Regions from separate parts of the Homo sapiens genome. Here region 1 is linked to region 2. A link is an interaction called in ENCODE POLR2A ChIA-PET data of the cell type or tissue named here. Cell type or tissue: Caco-2. All regions are shown on one strand. Links, peaks and the distances in the headings refer to the core of each region. The heading gives the core; the rest is flanking DNA.

Evidence for each region. ChIA-PET counts read pairs that join two places held together with the same protein. Peaks named below come from ENCODE experiments on the same cell type or tissue, not always from the same donor. Only the 100,000 strongest peaks of a DNase experiment are listed, where the experiment ranks them.
Region 1: POLR2A ChIA-PET joins it to region 2 with 17 read pairs; 1 of 35 experiments calls an interaction of 5 or more read pairs at or near these places.

The regions. Positions count from the first base shown.
Region 1 is chr13:24,003,959-24,008,348 of GRCh38, forward strand. It overlaps a transcript of SPATA13 not described here. Among named protein-coding and RNA genes, the nearest start is that of C1QTNF9B, 110 kb to the left of the region's middle. In Caco-2, for the core only: no CTCF peak of the experiment used is centred there; DNase peaks (open chromatin) are centred at 2,053 and 4,183.
Region 2 is chr13:24,615,192-24,619,581 of GRCh38, forward strand. No RefSeq gene overlaps it. Among named protein-coding and RNA genes, the nearest start is that of ATP12A, 63 kb to the right of the region's middle. In Caco-2, for the core only: no CTCF peak of the experiment used is centred there; a DNase peak (open chromatin) is centred at 2,720.

The DNA of each region.
Region 1 (4,390 bases), core at 277-4,276, 610 kb before region 2:
TGTACACTTGCTTCATATACATACACACAGAAACAGCACTTATTACTATTGTCTTTTAAATATAGAAGTTGACTCTTGTCTCCTTGCATAGTTCCTGGTGGGCACTCCTGGGCTTTGGTCTGTCCTCAAGGTCGTTCAGGGACTTGGGTTCCTTCCTAGGGTAGCATGTCTCTGTCTTTGGTGAAACACGGCTTTAAAAAATCTCCAAAGCATCATGAACCCCGAGTTTGTAAATTTCATAAAGAAAGATGAATTATTAGAAGATGAAATTGAAAAGCAGATACACAATTTTGCTCTGCAGTCATCAGTCAATAAAGAGTCAGGAGTGAAATCCCGGTTCTTGTACCAACACCTATCTGCGCACTTTGAACAGATACCATTTACGGCAGTGTTGACAGTTAGTGTGGCAACTGTGCTTACTTATTGTTAGATTTCTCTCATCCAGGTTGGATGGACCACAGTATATTTGTTTATTTCCCGGCTCTCTAGTTCTCTAGGAAAACCAAGGGGTTTTCTTAGCTCTGTGGCCATCCAGGGGTGAGGGGCTCCTCACAGGGGCGCAGACGGGACTCAGGGAGGGTAGGGCTGCCCCCTTATGAAGGTGCTCCTTCCTTGGGAGTTCTCCTGGGTGTCCTGGAGCTGGCTGTGGGCAACAGACCCTGCCCCAGGAAGACGCAGGTGTGGTCAGCACAGTGCATCAATTAAATCAATTCCGAGACTGCTCCATACACACAGGGCTGAAAATTTACATTCCATACGATTTATCTTCCCAAATTATGTTCAGTCACAGTATCCGTGAAAGCTGTGGGAGAGTCTACAGTGACAGTAGGCTAATAATAGTAAGATGCAAAAGGATACTCAGCAAAATGCCAGCCACCTGAGACCCCCACATTAAACCACAAACCCTTCCCATTATCAAATTTGCAGTGAAAGCTTAAATTGCACATCTTGGCTTTAGCTGTCCTATTATCATCACAATCTATTTACTGTCTGTGAGAATAAATCAAATGAATTCATTGTGCACATCTGAAAATGAATCTACATTCCCTTTTACATGGCTACTTTTTCATGACATATAGGTTATCTTTGCCACATTGCTTTCCATTTTAAAAGAGCTAAGAGTTTCTCAAAGTAAGTACTTTTCTGAGAGTCCTTAATTTGGAAGAACTCTGCTTTCTCTGAGTCGCTAGGGGAGAAGTTAACAGATGCTGAAAGATGACATCAGCATTTAATTGCAAATCAGTTCTGTTTTCTGGTAGCCTGGCTATTGTGCTCACATTTGAAAACTGTTTTGATTCTTAAATTTTTACCGTGTTTGCTAAATCTGGATAGATTATGAAGTCACATTCCTAAAAGATACTTGTATGTTTAGAGGCGAGAATTGGAGATCTTCAATGAATTGGAGGGTTGCCTTGCTTCTTAGACCACAGAAGCAGCTCAGGAATATAGTGCTCACCTGGTGCCTAGCAGGGTAAGCCCAGGACAGGAGCTCATATTTAAGTACGAGAAATGGAGTGTATGCAGGGAGAAAATGGAAACTACAGTTTTAAGGATGCTTTGGGGAATATGGAATCCTTGGTGAAAAAGGGCCATTATACAGCTTTCTTCCCTGGTAAAGGGATGAACTCCTGAATTTTAGGTGTGGGGACAGGGGGTGGGAGAGGGATGGGGGAGATCTGAGTTCATAAAAGTGTCTTTCAAATAATGTGAAGAACAGCTGGTATGTGTCATGTAAAGGGTCAGAGAACACACGAGCTGTAGAGGGGCATTTTCTGAGGAATGCATGTGCTTTTAGATTTGCCACAACCCTGAAAGCTAGATCTGAGGCTCAGCAAGATGCAGCATGGGCATTTTTGTCAATGGAGGAGTGGATTCCTTTTTCTGCACACAGCAGCATAGCTGACATTTTTTTCCCTTCTTAATAAAGACATCCACCCCCTTGACCTTTAGAGCTGATCTTCTAAAAGACCGTACTGTTTCTTGCATAATCATCACCTGTTCTGCTACACAATTGCTCTGTTTGGACCCATGCTTCGGGATAGGAGACATCCCCTGAGAAGGCCAGGGTCAGACTGGCTGGGCTGCAAGCAGCCGGAGGTGCCTGCTGTGTTCCTGCAGTTTCCAGTGTGAGCTGCAGAGGAGAGACAGCCACTTTGTGAGTAACCACCATAATTCTATTATTAGGTGAGAGGTTAATAATTGACATGTTAAAGCATATCCGGGAGGGTATAGAGGGTAAGTCTAAATGTCAGTGTTCATTAGTGGTTTTTTGTATTACAAGTTTTCTTATTCCCAGTATTCATAAGATGTCACTCTTGAGTGTTCATGAGATCAACTAACTCATCAGCAGGTAAACACACAGGGCCTTCGTGGCACCTCAAGCATTTCATAACATGAGGTTCCTTGAGATTGCAAATGTGATAGAATAAAATCTGTACACAGTATAAATGAGCAACGGTGTCAGACAACGACAAGACAAACATGTTTCCAGCATGTCCCCATTTCATCTAATGTGATGTGCGAAAGAACTGAAAAAGGAACACAGCAAACTGGGAGGCTCAGGGCACGAGGTGCGGCAGAGGAGCGAATAGAGGCCAGGCCAGGCCGGCCCAAGTACTAATTCATCACAGTTGCAGGTGTGGTTGACTGGACCCTAACTCTGGGAGGTGCCGGCTGATTTGGTCACCACAGTTGTCTTAGGGGCCTGCACGGCTATGGTCCCATTTTAAGAGCTGGGGAGCTGAGTTGCAATGAGGCCAGCCTACACATGGTGGAGCTGGGAGAGCACCGGGACACGCAGCCCAAGCTCCTGGTGCCCTTGCATTCATGTGCCAGCTTCTGACAAGGGCTGCTGTTCTGGGATTTTACTCTAAGAGCGCAGGGAAGCCACGTCGATGGTGTAGGGGGAGAGGATGCCCCCGCTCGGCAATTAACACGAAGCCCCTCTCTGGAAGGAGGATGCTGTGGCATTGCCTGGGCTTTGTCACAGTTTTGTCATTCTGGGCCAGCCTCCCCCATCCTGTGCACCCCTCCTTCCTTCCGTGTGGAGCCCCCTTTCCTCTAGGATGCAGTCTGAAGGCCAGCTTGTGCACAAGGCCTCCCGTCCAGTGTCCCCTCAGCTGAGTGTGACCTTCCTGCTGGCCCTTAGCTGCCCTCTGGCACTGTAGTCACCTCTGTCAGTGCCTCTCCTGATTGCCAAGCATTGCAAGGGCCTGTGCCGGTTGCCTGGTGGCCCTGAGGCTCTGAGCCCTCTGCAGAGTTTAATACCCTTCTGCTGAGTGACATGTTTAGGGCCAGCCTCTGGTCAGAGGAAAGGCCAGGCTAGGCCACTGCTTGCATCTTTGAGGGGTGAGGCTTGCCTGTGGAGGGGACTGGGCTCAGTGAGTGGGTGTCATGTCTGTGGTCAGTAGCTGGCCCCTGGGGCGACTGACTGCTGGGTTCAAAATCCTGCTGCACCAGGGACAAGCTGGGTGATGTTTAAGTTGCAAGGCTTGGGGCTTTTTCTTTTTTCTTTAGAGGTGCAGTCTCCCTCTGTCAGCCCAGGCTGAAGTGTAGTGGTGCGAACTTGGCCCACTGCGACCTCTGCTTCCCAGGTTCAAGTAGTTCTCATGCCTCAGCCTCCTGAATAGCTGGGATTATAGGTGGCACCACCACACCTGGATAATTTTTTGTATTTTTAGTAGAGACAGCTTTTCTACTAAAAATGGCTATGGTGGCCAGGCTGGTCTTGAACTTCTGGTCTCAAGTGATCCATCCATCTTGGCCTCCCAAAGTGCTGGGATCACAGGTGTGAGCCACCAAGCCCAGCCAGGGTTTTTTCATTTTAAATTTAAGAGTAACAGTACTACTCAGCTCATGCATTCACTGTGAAGATTAAATGAAATATTACATATACTCAATGCATGGTGAGACTTAATAAACAGTATTTATTGTCATCATGATCTGGGTGCACATGCCACCCCAAGAAAGGACAGAAATTAGCTCTACCTCAAGCATAACCCAGAAGTCCTGGGGGGAAATGGAGGCAGGCGCGGCCCAAAGGCTGCTCTGCAGACCAGGCTGCAAAGTGTGTGAATGATTCCTGTCTGCAGCAGCCCCACTCATGGGAGCCGAACCACCCAGGTGTGTGTCCCTGTGAAGGTTAAGGAAGGAGGTTCAAGCTGGTGTGCTGAGGGAGAGCTTGTGACCACAGCCACACACTGTGTGCCCTCGGGTCATTTATTGCACAACACATAAAGAGATTTCAGTCACCTAAAGCTCTTGATGATCAGACCAGGTTATCTGTAAATTTCAGGAGAAAATGCACCTGAATTCACTCCTGAAGGTTGTGGGCTGAGGGGCTCTTCTTTCAGTTTTCCTTCATCTCAGAGAAAGAGAACACCTGCAAAGC
Region 2 (4,390 bases), core at 276-4,275:
CAGAGGGAGGACCCCCAGGCCAGTGAGATGGTGCTCAGGCCAGAGCCCTTAGGGATACCTTCAAGGCGGGGCTGGGACTGACCTAGCCCTTGGGGTGTGGAATGTGGATGCGGGAGAGAGGCAGGAAGAGGGAGTTTTTCAGGTGTTTAGAATGAGAACAAGGCCAGAGAACAACATGCAAAGTATTGGCCACGCGAGCAAGGCCAGAGAACAACATGCAAAGTATTGGCCACGCGGAATTTGAGAGGCATCAGTTTAGGAAGAGGAACCCATGGGTGGAAGTGGAGTGGAGAGGGTGTCCTGGGCATTACCTGCTGCTCCAGGGGTTTGTCTGAGAGACAAAAACACCGCAGGAGTCCCAGCAGCTCTGCTAACCTCAAGGTGGCTTCTGCTCTTCAGCCTGCTAAAACCTTTTCAGAAATGTTCCTCACTAGACAGAGGTCAGTGACCCAGTCCCTTTTAGTAGCAGCAAGTCTCTGGGCCAAGATAGAAGGAAGTCACATCCTACTTAAAAAAAAAAAAAAAAAAAAGCCTGAGTATGCAGTTCCTGCTGCCTGGGGTCTCCAGGCAGCAATCTGTGCATTCACACTGCTGCTCTGTGGCCTCTGGGTTGACGCTGCTGACCCTGAGTGTCTAGAAGTCCCATCCCCACCACCAACAGATGCCAAAACACAGCCCAATATGTATCCATCTGTCCTCACTCACTGATGGACACACAGCGCAGGGTGGGCCAAGGCCCAGAAGGGAGGTGTGAGGGGAGGAGGCCCTGGTTCCCGGGGCAGCTTCTCATGCAGGGCTGGGGATGAGAGGCCTTGGGGCCCCCGGGACCCCTGGTAGTTATGCCTTTACTGGGGGCCTAGGCCTGTAGGTCTGTGGGGTCATTCTGGAAAGGGCCAACATGGGGCTTACTCGCTGGAGTAGGAGACACGCCCACCCAGGCCTGAGCCCAGGGCTGTCTCTCATGGTTCCCAAATCCACTATCTGCCCAGTCACACCTGGCAAACCCAGAGACCACTGTGCATGTCCCAGAAAGGGACCAAGGATGGGAAGCAGCTGGTCCAGGCTCCATAACTACTCACTGCCAAGCCCCCACTGGACCCCACGCCTCCTGGCTCATGGCTGGTGACATGACAGCAAGGCTTCCAGGTGCAAAGGCTCCCGGGGGAAGCTCGAGGGCTCCAAGACTGAGGCCCTTGCCCCAGGGGTACAGTGACCCTGAGAAGTTTAGAGCTGGAAGAGGGTTGTCGAGTCTCAAACTCCTTGTGCAGAACAGCCAGCATCTTGTTCAAATGCAGCCTTGATCCTGGGGGCCTGAGCATCTGCTCCACCAAGCCCAGGGGGTGCTCAGACTGTGGACCTCACTTTGATGCCCAGGTCATAGGCCTTGGTAAGAAAGGTGGATTTCATTTTAAGGTTAATGAATAGTGATTGGAGGGTTTCACCAAGAGAATAATTTGGTCTGGGGGTACACCAGTTTGGGGGAGCCGGGGGAAGGTCACAGATTCTGTTTGTTCCTGAGCTTGAGCCTCCTACTAGACACCCAAATCTGGTGAAAGGTGGGCAGCTGTATCAATGAACCCAGAGCTCAGGGTGATGTAGGAGGTAGACAGGAGAGAGCCTACAGGGAGCCCTTCGTCTCCGAATGTACCCAGTGCCAGCCTCGGGGACAGTGTCAGTCCACACAGCTGCCAGTTGCTCCCACTCCTTCTTAGTACAGATGTTCCTGGACTTACTTTCTTTTGGCTTTACAGTGGGCTTATTGTGATATTAAATGCATTTTTGAGCCTGTAATCCCAGCATTTTGGGAGACCGAGGCGGGCAGATCACCTGAGGTCAGGAGTTCAAGACCAGCCTGGCCAACAGGGTGAAACCACATCTCTACGAAAAATACAAAAATTAGCCAGGCGTGGTGGCGGGCACCTGTAATCCCAGCTACTTGGGAGGCTGAGGCAGGAGAATTCCTGGAACTCGGGAGGTGGAACTTGCAGTGAATCAAAATCGCACCACCGTACTCCAGCCTGGGCAACAGAGTGAGACTTCATCTCAAAAAAAAAAAAAAAAAAAAGAAAGAAAGAAAGAAAAGAAAACACATTTGAAGACATAGCAGCAGCCAACATATAAATACACTGGAGATAACTGAAAATTTAACTTTGGTTGTTAAGTTAATGTGTTCTTACTTAGACTTAAAAATAAATCTGTCCTCGTTAAGTTTAAAATATCCCGAGGCAGGAAATCAAGACATTTTTAAATTTCTGGCATTTTTAAATTTCTGGCAGTTGATCTATAGGAATCTGGATTTCTGTCAATCACGTACTGCCAAGTAACAAAGCGCCTCGGGATGCAGATGCACCTGCGTCTGGGAGGCTGCCTGGCTTCCATTTCACATGTTAGTATTTCCCAGAGGAGCCTGCTGCTCCCACTGACTCCTACATTATAGGTTAAAAGGTGGCTTATTGCCTGTTTCACACACTTCTAAAAGGATCATGCTGGCACTAATATTTCCCTACTGACAAGAACCTCTGGGAGCCTCTGTGCCTGAAGAGTAGGGGGCAGGGCCCTGCCTGCTCCTCACAGGGAAGCCCTGGCCTCCACATATCTGTGGGCCTATGACCCACCTTGTGTGGGCAGCGGCTCTGGGACAAATGCCTCAGCATTTCCGTGTTTGGGGCCCTCCCTACCCTGATCCTTCCTATTCTTCCCCAGCATGGAAGAATAGGACAGACAGCGGAATTCAGTAGAGCCTCGGGCCATTGCCCCACCGACATTCCTTCCTTCCAGTCTCTTGACACACACCGCATTTTAGTTCCCTGACAGTCAACCAGGACAGCAGCACCCACTTGCCAAGAACAGTGCAACCTCTGTGAACACCCTCCCCTATCACACACTGACAACCAAGGACGGCCCAGGCTCCATAAGGAAACCCTCCACCACCACACACCCAACACCAAGGATGGCCCAGCCCCCACAGGACACCCTTCACCACCACACACCCACCACCCAAGCCTCTAGAACTTCCCAAGCACATATGATGCAGGAGGAAGATGAGACAATAGATGCAAAGATGTCTCCACCATGGTTTTGATGATTGCTGGGCCTTCTCACCTAGGAAAGAGTCATACACTCATATCACTCCTGCAGAGGGCTTCAACCTGCCATAGAAAGGGACGTAATGGGACTGTGCTTTGAAGGACACTTATGCCCCAACCCGGACAGTGGTGAAATACACGAGGTGTTTCCATTACACACACAGGGAAGGCCAGGGCCTAATGAAAACTCCCCGCCAAGGAGAAGCTCTGTGGGGTCCCGGCTGCCTCTTTCATGACAAAGACAGCCTGAGAAGCACAGAGGGCTCACCACTGGCTCTGCCACTTCCTGGCTGAGGGGCCCTGACCAAGTCTTTGAAGTCTCTGCACCTCAGTTTCCGTGTTAGTACAACAAGCGTGATTCATGCACGTGCTTGGAGGGCTGCAGTTAGAATAAGAAATCCCACACAGGAAGCTCTGCTGTGTGGCTGGGATCCCGGAAGTAACAGGCTTGTTAGTTGATTATTTGCATTTTGAGGTAGTTCTGAGGTCACAGACAGTGAGGGATCCCACCCTTAATATGAAAGGTGTGGACAATACAGCCAGCAGCAGCAGCTGCAGAACGCCGCTGAGGTGACACCTGAGTCCTCTGTGAAGTCCCCTTTTCTCGCCAGGCGTGCGCAGAGGCCTGGGGGTGTCTGTAGTTTATCTGGGGCCTGAGGAAGCCTCATCCAGACACAGGCCTGGCCCCACACCCCAGCTCCACACATGTGAGCTGTTCCGCCAGAGAGCAGGAGGACTAGAACAAGGCCACCTCCGTTCTCCTGGGAGCTAAAAATGAAAAGAGGCACTGGGCAAAAGCACTTGTTTTTGTCGATAGCAACACTTGTGCACAATTTTGAATCAATAACAAACATGTTCACAGCCAAAAACATGCCGGAATGCATCAACCCTTCATTATCTATGTGTGGATTGCCTATTTTGTTAAGTAGCATGTGTTTTTAACTTTAAAATTATGTTCAAATTTTACTGTATAGTATTCTCTACCTAAACTTCTTTACACAGCATTAAAGTTTCATAACTTCAAAATGCCCACCATTCATATCTTAGTATGTTCTTTCGTTTCTCTTTAGCGACCAAAGGTAAATACTAAATCCCGTGGTCAGCATGAGCATATCTTGTGTTCTGATGTTCTGTTCTTCTTTTTTTTTTTTTTTCTTTACTTTTTGAGACAAAGTCTCACTCCGTTGCTCAGGCTGAAGTGAAGTTGCACAATCATAGCTTACTACAGCCTCTATCCCCTGCACTCAAGCAATCCTTCTGCCTCAGCTTCAGGAGTAACTGAGACTACAGGCAGGTGCCACCAC